Linked DNA regions of Homo sapiens: region 2 is linked to region 1. A link is an interaction called in ENCODE POLR2A ChIA-PET data of the cell type or tissue named here. Cell type or tissue: K562. All regions are shown on one strand. Links, peaks and the distances in the headings refer to the core of each region. The heading gives the core; the rest is flanking DNA.

Region 1 (4,380 bases), core at 101-4,100:
GCCTGCCATGTTACAAAGCAGTTTATATGCATTATCTCATTTAATGTTCACAGTAATCCTAGGACATAGATACTATTATTATTACCACTTTATAGATGACGAAACAGGCTCAAAGAGGTCAGGTAGCTTCCCCACAGTCACATGGCTGAGAAATGGTAGAGCACAGTTTCAAATTCAAGCAATCTGATTCCAGACCCACACTGCAAAGTGATCCAAGAACTGAAATGCCAACACTGTGTCAGAGCCTTATCAAGGCTTTTTCTTCCCCTACTCCATATCCCCCCTCCTCACATTTGGGCATTTTTCCAAGTATTTCCAGACAGAACTAAAGCCTTTCATCACTCCCTTTTTCCAACCTCAATCCCATTTTCAGAAGTATGTAATTCTGCCACCCACCCTCTCTACCTCCAGGTAATCGAAGACTCTGTGAGTTGTTAATGAGAAATAGTCACAGAGTCCCTCCTCCTCTTAGAAATGTCGCCGAAATCCAATCTCTCTCCCACCCCCAGCAGTCTAAGTGCTCCTTATAGCCTTCTCTGAAGGGCCTCTCTTCAGAGTCCCACAGTCCAGGGTTCTTTGTTCTCTTTTAATTTAATCACACTCCGAGCCTCCCTGGTGTCTCCTCTTCCATTTGTGTATCCCAGCACCTTTCTGTACTTTTCTATCATGTGTGCTGACTGAAGCTAATTGGGGCTGGGGGTTTAAGATCAGGGGTCCAAAGATGACCAACCTGTTCAACCCTCAGTAAAGCACTTGGTATAAGCTGAACTTCAAGTGCCAGGCCTGATTTCCATAGTGACACCCGTGGGGATTGTTGCCATGGTAATGCTGGAGAGACACTGGCCACAATGAACGTTACTTCTCGTCTCCATTTTTCTTTATGAGACTCCCCCAAAGCAAAGGACAGCCCTGCTCCCCACTTCAGATATCAAATCCCAGGCCACCCCAAACAATACTGATTCTGCTCCAATAACCCTGCAGGTCCCAACCTAGCTTTGCCAAGTGAGGTACACAATGGTCCTAGTTTCTTGCATTAAGAACCCACTTAACCATTGGGAGACCTGAGGGAGGTAGCTGTGTACACTTGAATGAAGGGGAAAGAGAAAGAGTGTGTGTGTGTATGTATGTGTTTCTTCACTGTCATCCCTCCCACATCTGGTACAGATGCAGCAGTCCAGACAGCAGGCACTGGGACACTGCTGAGAAAGACCAAGGCAGAGGAAGACAGACACTTAAATGGGTCTGGCGAAAAAGTCACACTGGATTCTGAGTGTGCAAAAGCAAAACAAGATGGGCACCACACACAGACGGTGACCCAGACACCCTTCTGCTATGACTCAGGCCATTAACTTTGGCTAAGCCCCATCCCCCAGGTTCCTGGAAGAAGTCAGAGGAGTAGGGGAGAAAAAAGGCACACAGAGCTGTCTCTCCAGCTTATTCTCCTACCCTCTAACAAGCAGAACAAAGCCCACGAACAGAAGGGACTCTGAAGCTCAGCGCTGGCCGCAGTGCTGCAGAGGCGAAGGGGAGAGCAGTCACAGGAAGGAGTAGGGGCTGCATTGGGAAAGATTATCTCTCCCACCTTCACTCTTCCCGCACCTTCCTAGACATCCTGAAGCAGCCTCCCCCATTAATTCCTAAGCCAGCTCCCGACCTGGTGGGCTCCAAAAAGAGCTAGAGGGGAAAAGAGAAAAAGGAGTAGGAATTTCCTTCCCTTGTTGGGACCCTCAAGGGTCTCCTAAAAATCATGTCTCCTGTAGCCCTCATTCCCTAAATGATGAATGAATATTAAGTCTGAAAAAGCAAACTCCAAGGATGTTGCCTAAGACAAAATGGCCCCCCCGTAAGCATTTATCTTCAAGTGAGAGATTGACAGGGAGGGCTAGGGTGAGGGAAGATACGAGCAAGACAAAGGTACAGCCCTACAGATATCAGGCAAAACAGACAAGGAAGATCCAGCTGTGGAGCTGAGATGGAATCTGAATTGGCAGGGGGCCTGGGGCTTCTATTCATCTTTCCTCCTTGCCCACCTCCCACTGTGTGTCTCTCCTGTTTAGCTGGGCTAACAACAGATCGACACCACACCCCTCTTACCAACATCACCCCCTGCCCCATCCCACTATACTAGGATGGCCCAGAGAGCCTAAAGGAGTTGGTTCAGTCTTACTGGAAAAACCTCCCAGAGCAAGGAAATTGGGCCTAAAAGTTTTGCCCCCATCATCACCCTCCTCCTGTTTCTCAGCCTTTATGTCTCAGGGGGATCTGAAGCTCCAACTCTCACAACTAATGCTGGCTATCCAGGACACTCTGAGAGGGGTCCTCCAGAGTTGATCCAGGAGTTGTTTTGTGGTTGTTTTGTTTTGTTTTGTTTTGTTTTTAGCCCAGCCAGACTGAACAGACTGCAGGGCCAGCGAGGTCCCTGAAGCAAAAAGAAACAGAGGCCCTCTCCATGTGGCAAATACATACACAGAGAGAGAGAGAGAGAGAGAGAGAGAGAGAGAGACCAAAAGCATCCATTTGAGTTAACAGTGTGGGTAAGGGTGCAAGGTGGTGACAGACTGGGGCCCTTGGGGACTGGTAAGCAGGTCTCCCCCGAAGCATGTTTATTCAAAGTCCCATTCTCACTGACTCAGAAGGCCCAGGCTTCCTCCCCTTCTTTCCTTCATTCCTTTAACAAGCCTGTGTCCAGGTGCTCTGTGCCAAGCACTGTGGATAAAGATACATAAGAAGCACCTCTGACCTTGACTGCCCTCGTACATGCCCCTCCCTCCTCAAGCTAGTTTTTGTTTCCTGGCCCAGCACCCCTCAAGCCCTACAGGACTCGACCCCAGATCTTTTCTCCCCACACACAGCCTGAGGTCCCTACCAACCTCAGGGGGAGTGGGCAAGGCCTAGAATTTCCCTTTGGGCCATTACAGATAAAGGTGCAGAACAGAAACCTGGGTAGGCAATGTGATAGAAGAGATGGGAGGTTTGCAGTCACAGATTTAGGTTCAGATCCATGGATGAATAGCATGACCTTGAGAAAGTTATTCAAGTTCTTTGGGCCTCAATTTCTGCATCTGTAAAATGGAAATATTGATACTACTTCTGAATGTTGTTTTGGGGGTTAAATAATATACGTAGAGTAACAGGCCCACTGTTAATATTAGTTCCCTTAAGATATCCTCCTTGGGTAGGGCTGTCATGATGAGGTAGAGCTGGATGGCTACTTTCTATTGGATCCTCAAGAGAAAGGATGAATAAGCAGGTACTGACTAGGATCTCAGGGTTTGGGCATTTTTCTTTAGGGGGGTCAGTTGGGGAATCTGAAACCCTCTTCCTACTGTACCTGGGACCAAAAGGCAGACCTGACCTTAGGATTCCAGAGGCTCCCCCCAAGATTGGGTGTGGCATCAATGATTTCTTTCCCAGTAAACCCTGCATCAGACCTACTCCCCACAACACACACACAAAAATCCAGGCTATAACTACTTTAGGGAATGATGGAAGGTTTGGTCTTAGAGCCCACTTCCATCCACACTCTGCAGAGACCCTGGACTGCTCACCTCCCATCTAATCCACCCAAAAGTCTTCCGCCTTACCTTCCGGGAGGTGGGGGTAGAGATCTGAGCCAATAACAAAGGGAAGATGCGCTTTCTCTTGGGGAGCGGGTGGTGGAGAAGGGGAAAACATCAGAAAAACATGGGACTGGTTCTAACGGGTGGAGACGCTGCAGACAGCAGCAAAGGGGAGTTGGATCTCCCGAAGGTAGGAAAGCAGCCCCCTGCCACTCTGCAGAGACTCGGCCGCTGGCCTGGCCAGGCCACACCCAGCCATCCTGATGCAGGGGAGAGGAGGGGCTGCGGGGAAGAGGATGAAGGATGAGCGGCGGGGAGGGGGAGCAAAGGGACCAGCAGAGACTAAGGCTCTGCGGGGGGCGGGGAGATTCAGCCACCTGCCCCCTCCCCGAATTCCCTCCTGGGCGACACTCACCCCAATAACGACGCTGTCGTCCCCTTGGAAAATGGGGATGAACTTGTCTCCCCGCAGAATCTCAGCCTGGTTCAGGGGCCGGAATCGGCAGAGCACCTTGATGCTACATTCGTTGTTGGTCTCCGCCATGGTGGTAGCCGGCGTGGGGCTGGGACTCTTCTTGGGCTGCAGGGGTGGTGTGTGCTCCAGAGGAGAGGGCTCTCAGCAGAGGCCGAGGCGGAGGACAGGTGCTCAGTCTCTGGGGACAGAGTTGAGGGCGCCCGGGCGAAGCCTGGGGAGCAGGGCCGGGGCGCGCTGTCTCTCTCCTGCGGCAGCGGGATGCGGGCGACCTGGGCGTCTGGTCCTTTCGGGCTCTCTGCCTCTCCGCCCCTCGCGCTGCAGCGCCGCGCTGCGGGCCTGGGCGGG
Region 2 (4,380 bases), core at 116-4,115, 370 kb after region 1:
AGGCTTTGGCGAAAGCTCTGCCCTCTGCCTCGGTATTCCCAGCTTGAATGACCCTCCAGGGCCCAGAGTCCAATGCCAAGATCTGTCCCAGAGCACCTCAGCCTTTCCTCCCCATCCCTGGGTCTCTCGGGCCATCGGAAGTTGCCCCATGGGTCTAACTTGTCTCCCAGCCCTCTCACACTGGGTTCCCTGGGGAGCACTCTCCCAGGCCAGAGTCCCCCTCACCTCTCCACCCCAGCCCAGAGCCCCAGCCTCACCTTTCTGCCGGTCCCGGTTGAAGACTTTGATGTCTTTAAGCTGGACGCCGATGCCGGTTCGCAGGGGCACGGAGTCTGTGGCATTGTCTTTGCTCCCGCGCTTGATAGAGCCGTTGGCATGAGTCCTGAGGGAAGGACAGGGCACAAGCAGGGCATCAGTGGAGGCAGGAGGGAAGGAAGAGATCAGCTGAGGAGGCCAGGACAGAAGCCCTCACCTGTCACTCCAGTAGATGAAATCCTCAAACACAGACACTGAAAACATGTCCATGTTGTTGCTGGACAGAACCACCTCGCGGTTCTCACCTGTCTCCAGGTCGATCCGTTCAATCTTGTCTGTCCGTGCATCGCACCAGTACAGCTTCCCATCCTACAGGCCAGAGGCACCCACCTCACCTCCAGGGCTGAGCTCGCTGCCAGCCCCATGTCTGGGGCAGCAGGGAGTGCCTGGGCCAGAGTGAGGCCCTCAGTTCAGCCTCCCCTAACTCACTCCTGCCTCCTGCATACACTCCTGCCCACTGCCCTGCTGATAAGGTGACCTCCAGGCATCTCTCCACTCCCCCACTCCCCACTTCTGAGCGACCCCTGCCCATCATCTCTGTGGTAGCAGGAGTCCTACTCTGGGTGGAGGGCTGGGCTGGGAGACCCTGTGACTTCCCCTGGGCTCCAAGTCCTCCCAGAATGGGCTCATCACAGGGAACAGGAGCCTGGGTCAGGGGTCTACCATCGGATCCAAGGCCAAGTTGGCGTGCGAACCTGGTAGTCCACTGAGATGCCGTTGGGCCAGCTGATGCTGACGTTGACCAGCACCACACGCTCCGTGCCATCTAGCCGAGACCGCTCAATACGCGGATACTGACCCCACTCAGTCCAGAACAAGTACCTGTAGGGTGGGGGTGGAAGTGGGGGTCAGTCCTCAGACCCTGGAGGAGACAGGGCCTCATCAGCATGGGCCATGGGCAGAATGACAAGGCCAGTCTTTCCAGCTCCTCACCCTTTCTCCGGGTGGACGGTGATGGCCCGGGGCTTGTCTAGACCCTGGGAGATCACCACGTAGCGGAAGGAGCCATTGAGCCGGGCGACCTCGATGACATCAAAGCCCTGGTCTGTCCAGTAGATGTTGCCTAAGGAGGGAGTTGGTGGGGCTCAGGGAGGTTAGGTGAGGACAGGTGGACCTGGTGTCTCCAAGCTCCCAGGCACCCCTACAGCTCCTCTTCCTGCTCCCGCCAACTCCTCCTCTCACTTCGTCCCCCAGTCCTCTGCCACACCCCAAGCCCCACAAACCTGCCCACTGCTCACCTGCGATCCAGTCCACTGCAATGCCCTCCACACGGCCAATGCCATTGGTCACCACGTCTTCACGCCACGTCTGGTCCCGCTTGGCCCGGCTGATCGTGCTCAGGCCCATGTCCACCCAGTAGATGGTGTCATTTTCTGGAGGTGGAGGAGGTGACATGGGGATGCCCAATAAGGCAGGGGTAAGGTGAGGGGTCAAAATCTCACAAGGCTCAAGACAGAGGTGAGAGAGTGCCGGAGGGGCCAGGTGCTTGAAGGGGAGGTGGAGTCAGGGTGGCAGCTGTAGCAAGTGCCCCACCTCAGGCCAATTCAGGCAGCCTCTCACTGGACCCTCAGGGCACACCACACCACCCCTAAAGCTCCTACGCCACGCCCAACTCCCTCTGCCACCAAATGGCTCACCAGCGTGGAAGTCGATGCCGACAGCCAGCGAGGTCCCGGACACTGGGACCAGGGCATCTGACTTGTCATTGGGATCCAGGGGAATTCCCCTGATTCCCTCATGCACAGAGTACAGGAGAAAGGAACCTACGCCTGAAAGACAAGGAAACTTAAGGCATGGGTATCGCCAACACTCCCTTAAACTTGGTTCCTGTCACCCTCCAACTGTTCTCTGCTTCTCCTTTGATATCATCCCCCCCCACCATCATCCCTATCCTCCACCCAGCACACACACCCTAGCCTGAGGCCAGAGCATGGGCCGGGAGGAAGCGCACCTGGCTGGTAGCTCTGGGGAACCACCTGCAGGACCCCTAGCCACCATGAGAGGGCAGCAGAGACTCGGATTTCTCACCCTGTGCTCTGCCGGCCTCCACCCAGCACAACCCAACCCTGCACCCCTGCAAGTTCCTTAGGGAAAGTCTGGGAGTTCAGACCAGACAATCAGGACTAGGTGACTCCAAAATCTAGACTTCCAGTTTGGTGCTCAGCCTGATCCTAGTTTCCTCTTTGTCCTCCCTCTGTCTGGTCTATGCCACACCCTCTCTCCAACATCAAAAACTCAACCCCCTAAGGTCACTCCGAAGCCAGTCTCATTCCCAGTTATCCCATTTCTTTTTCTTTTCTTTTCTTTTGTTTTTCTTTGTTTGTTTTTTTTGAGACGGAATTTCACTCTTGTTCCCCAGGCTGCAGTACAATGACGCGATCTCGGCTCACCACAACCTCCGCGTCCCAGGTTCAAGTGATTCTCCTGCCTCAGCCTTCCGAGTAGCTGGGATTACAGGCATGCACCACCATGCCCGGCTAATTTTGTATTTTTAGTAGAGACAGGGTTTCTCCGTGTTGGTCAGGCTGGTCTTGAACCCCGGCCTCAAGGTAATCCGCCCTCTTTAGCCTCCCAAAGTGCTGGGATCACAGGCATGAGCCACGCACCTGGCTCTTTTTTTTTTTTTTTTTTAATTGAGATGGAGTCCTGATCTGTCGCCCAGGCTGGAGTTCAGTGGCACAATATTGGCCCACTGCAACCCTTGAACCTTCCCGGTTCAAGTGATTCTCCTGCCTAGGTCTTCTGAGTAGCTGGGATTACAGGTGCCCACCACCACGCCCAGCTAATTTTTGTGGTTTTAGTAGAGACGGAGTTTTGCCATGTTGGCCAAGCTAGTCTCAAACTTCTGACCTCAAGTGATCGGCCGGCCTCAGCCTCCCAAAGTGCTGGGATTACAGGCTTGAGCCACTGCGCCTGGCCCAGTTTTCCCATGTCTTGAGGCACCACTACCCATGCACCTCAGAATCCTCCCTTGCCTTTATCCCTTTGATACAGCACATCCCAAAGTGAATCCCCACATGGTCCCTGGTTGCTCAGACTCAGTGAAAAAAAAATGAATGGTCAAGTGAGTTTTGGAAAACCCCAAACGCTTGAAAAATTCTTGGCACACATAAACATATTCAAGGCTCTGAGAAGTTCTGCAGCACAAAACACTTTTAAACTTTGTTCAACTCAGAGTTTCTTTTGGTAAAATCTACCCACATCAAAGAGGGAGGCTCCTAGGAATGCACTTTTGGGAAATGCTGTCCCCCAGCAAGCTCATAAATCAGTTAGCAGGTTCTTGTGAAATGCGTCTGGGTTTCATTTCTTTTCTTCAACCCTTACTGAGCCCAGCCCAGGCCCATCATCTCACACTCTGATTACTCCTAATGGCCTCCTAACTGGTTTAACCGCCTCTGTTTCTTCCCCACCACCATTGCGGCCAGGTTGATCTTCCCCAAACATCACTTTCCAGGCACTCCTGGCTCAGAACACAGGAGCCCCGCCTAGCTCACAGCCTTATCTCCAGGACTTCCCCACACTTTGCCCACCACTCTTGGCTGGGGCTCCTGCACACACCTTGCCTTGTGTATAGTTCCCTCTCCTTTGAACAATGCATCCAAATCCTACTTGTCCTAGAAAACCCAGCTCAGAGCATGCCTCTTCCATGCAGCTGCCCCGATCTGCCTGCTGACATCTATTTTTCCAAAATCCTACTGGAGGCACTGGAGAGTCATAGCCACTTCATAGTCCAGTGTCCCCTACACGACGAATGTAGTCTTGTCCCCAAGGTAAGAAGAGGAAGGTGGGGCTGTAGGGTAGGAGGGGTCAGGGTTGGGGAGCTGGGACAAGGCTGGGAGGAAAGCCAGGCACTGACCCTCGCAGGCCTGCTGGCCACTCCGGAGGCTATAGCCGGCTGTGCACATGCAGGAGCGGGTCGTCTCTGACGTGGGCAGGCAGAGCTGGGAGCAGTCACCGTTGTTGACACTGCAGGGGTTGGTGCCCTTATGGTCTGGGGGCAGGTGGGAGGCAGAGGGAAAGGGTTAGGTGGCCCTCCTTGGGACCTCAGGGTCAGGCTTGGGCTGC

Evidence for each region. Peaks named below come from ENCODE experiments on the same cell type or tissue, not always from the same donor. Only the 100,000 strongest peaks of a DNase experiment are listed, where the experiment ranks them.
Region 2: POLR2A ChIA-PET joins it to region 1 with 5 read pairs; 1 of 35 experiments calls an interaction of 5 or more read pairs at or near these places.

What each region holds. Positions count from the first base shown.
Region 1 is chr12:57,549,996-57,554,375 of GRCh38, reverse strand. It overlaps KIF5A (kinesin family member 5A), which reads right to left and starts at 4,332. Exons shown (of 29, transcript NM_004984.4): 1 at 3,976-4,332. The coding sequence starts at 4,104. RefSeq lists an enhancer at 3,405-3,997 and a silencer at 4,266-4,380. In K562, for the core only: no CTCF peak of the experiment used is centred there; DNase peaks (open chromatin) are centred at 835, 1,345 and 1,875; H3K4me3 peaks cover 2,214 bases.
Region 2 is chr12:57,181,083-57,185,462 of GRCh38, reverse strand. LRP1 (LDL receptor related protein 1) reads right to left here. Exons shown (of 89, transcript NM_002332.3): 34 at 4,172-4,306; 35 at 1,953-2,084; 36 at 1,554-1,688; 37 at 1,249-1,378; 38 at 1,011-1,137; 39 at 473-624; 40 at 258-382. Among named protein-coding and RNA genes, the nearest start is that of MIR1228, 11 kb to the left of the region's middle. RefSeq lists a silencer at 2,352-2,401. In K562, for the core only: a CTCF peak has its summit at 2,319 (motif pointing right); a DNase peak (open chromatin) is centred at 2,312; H3K27me3 peaks cover 2,937 bases.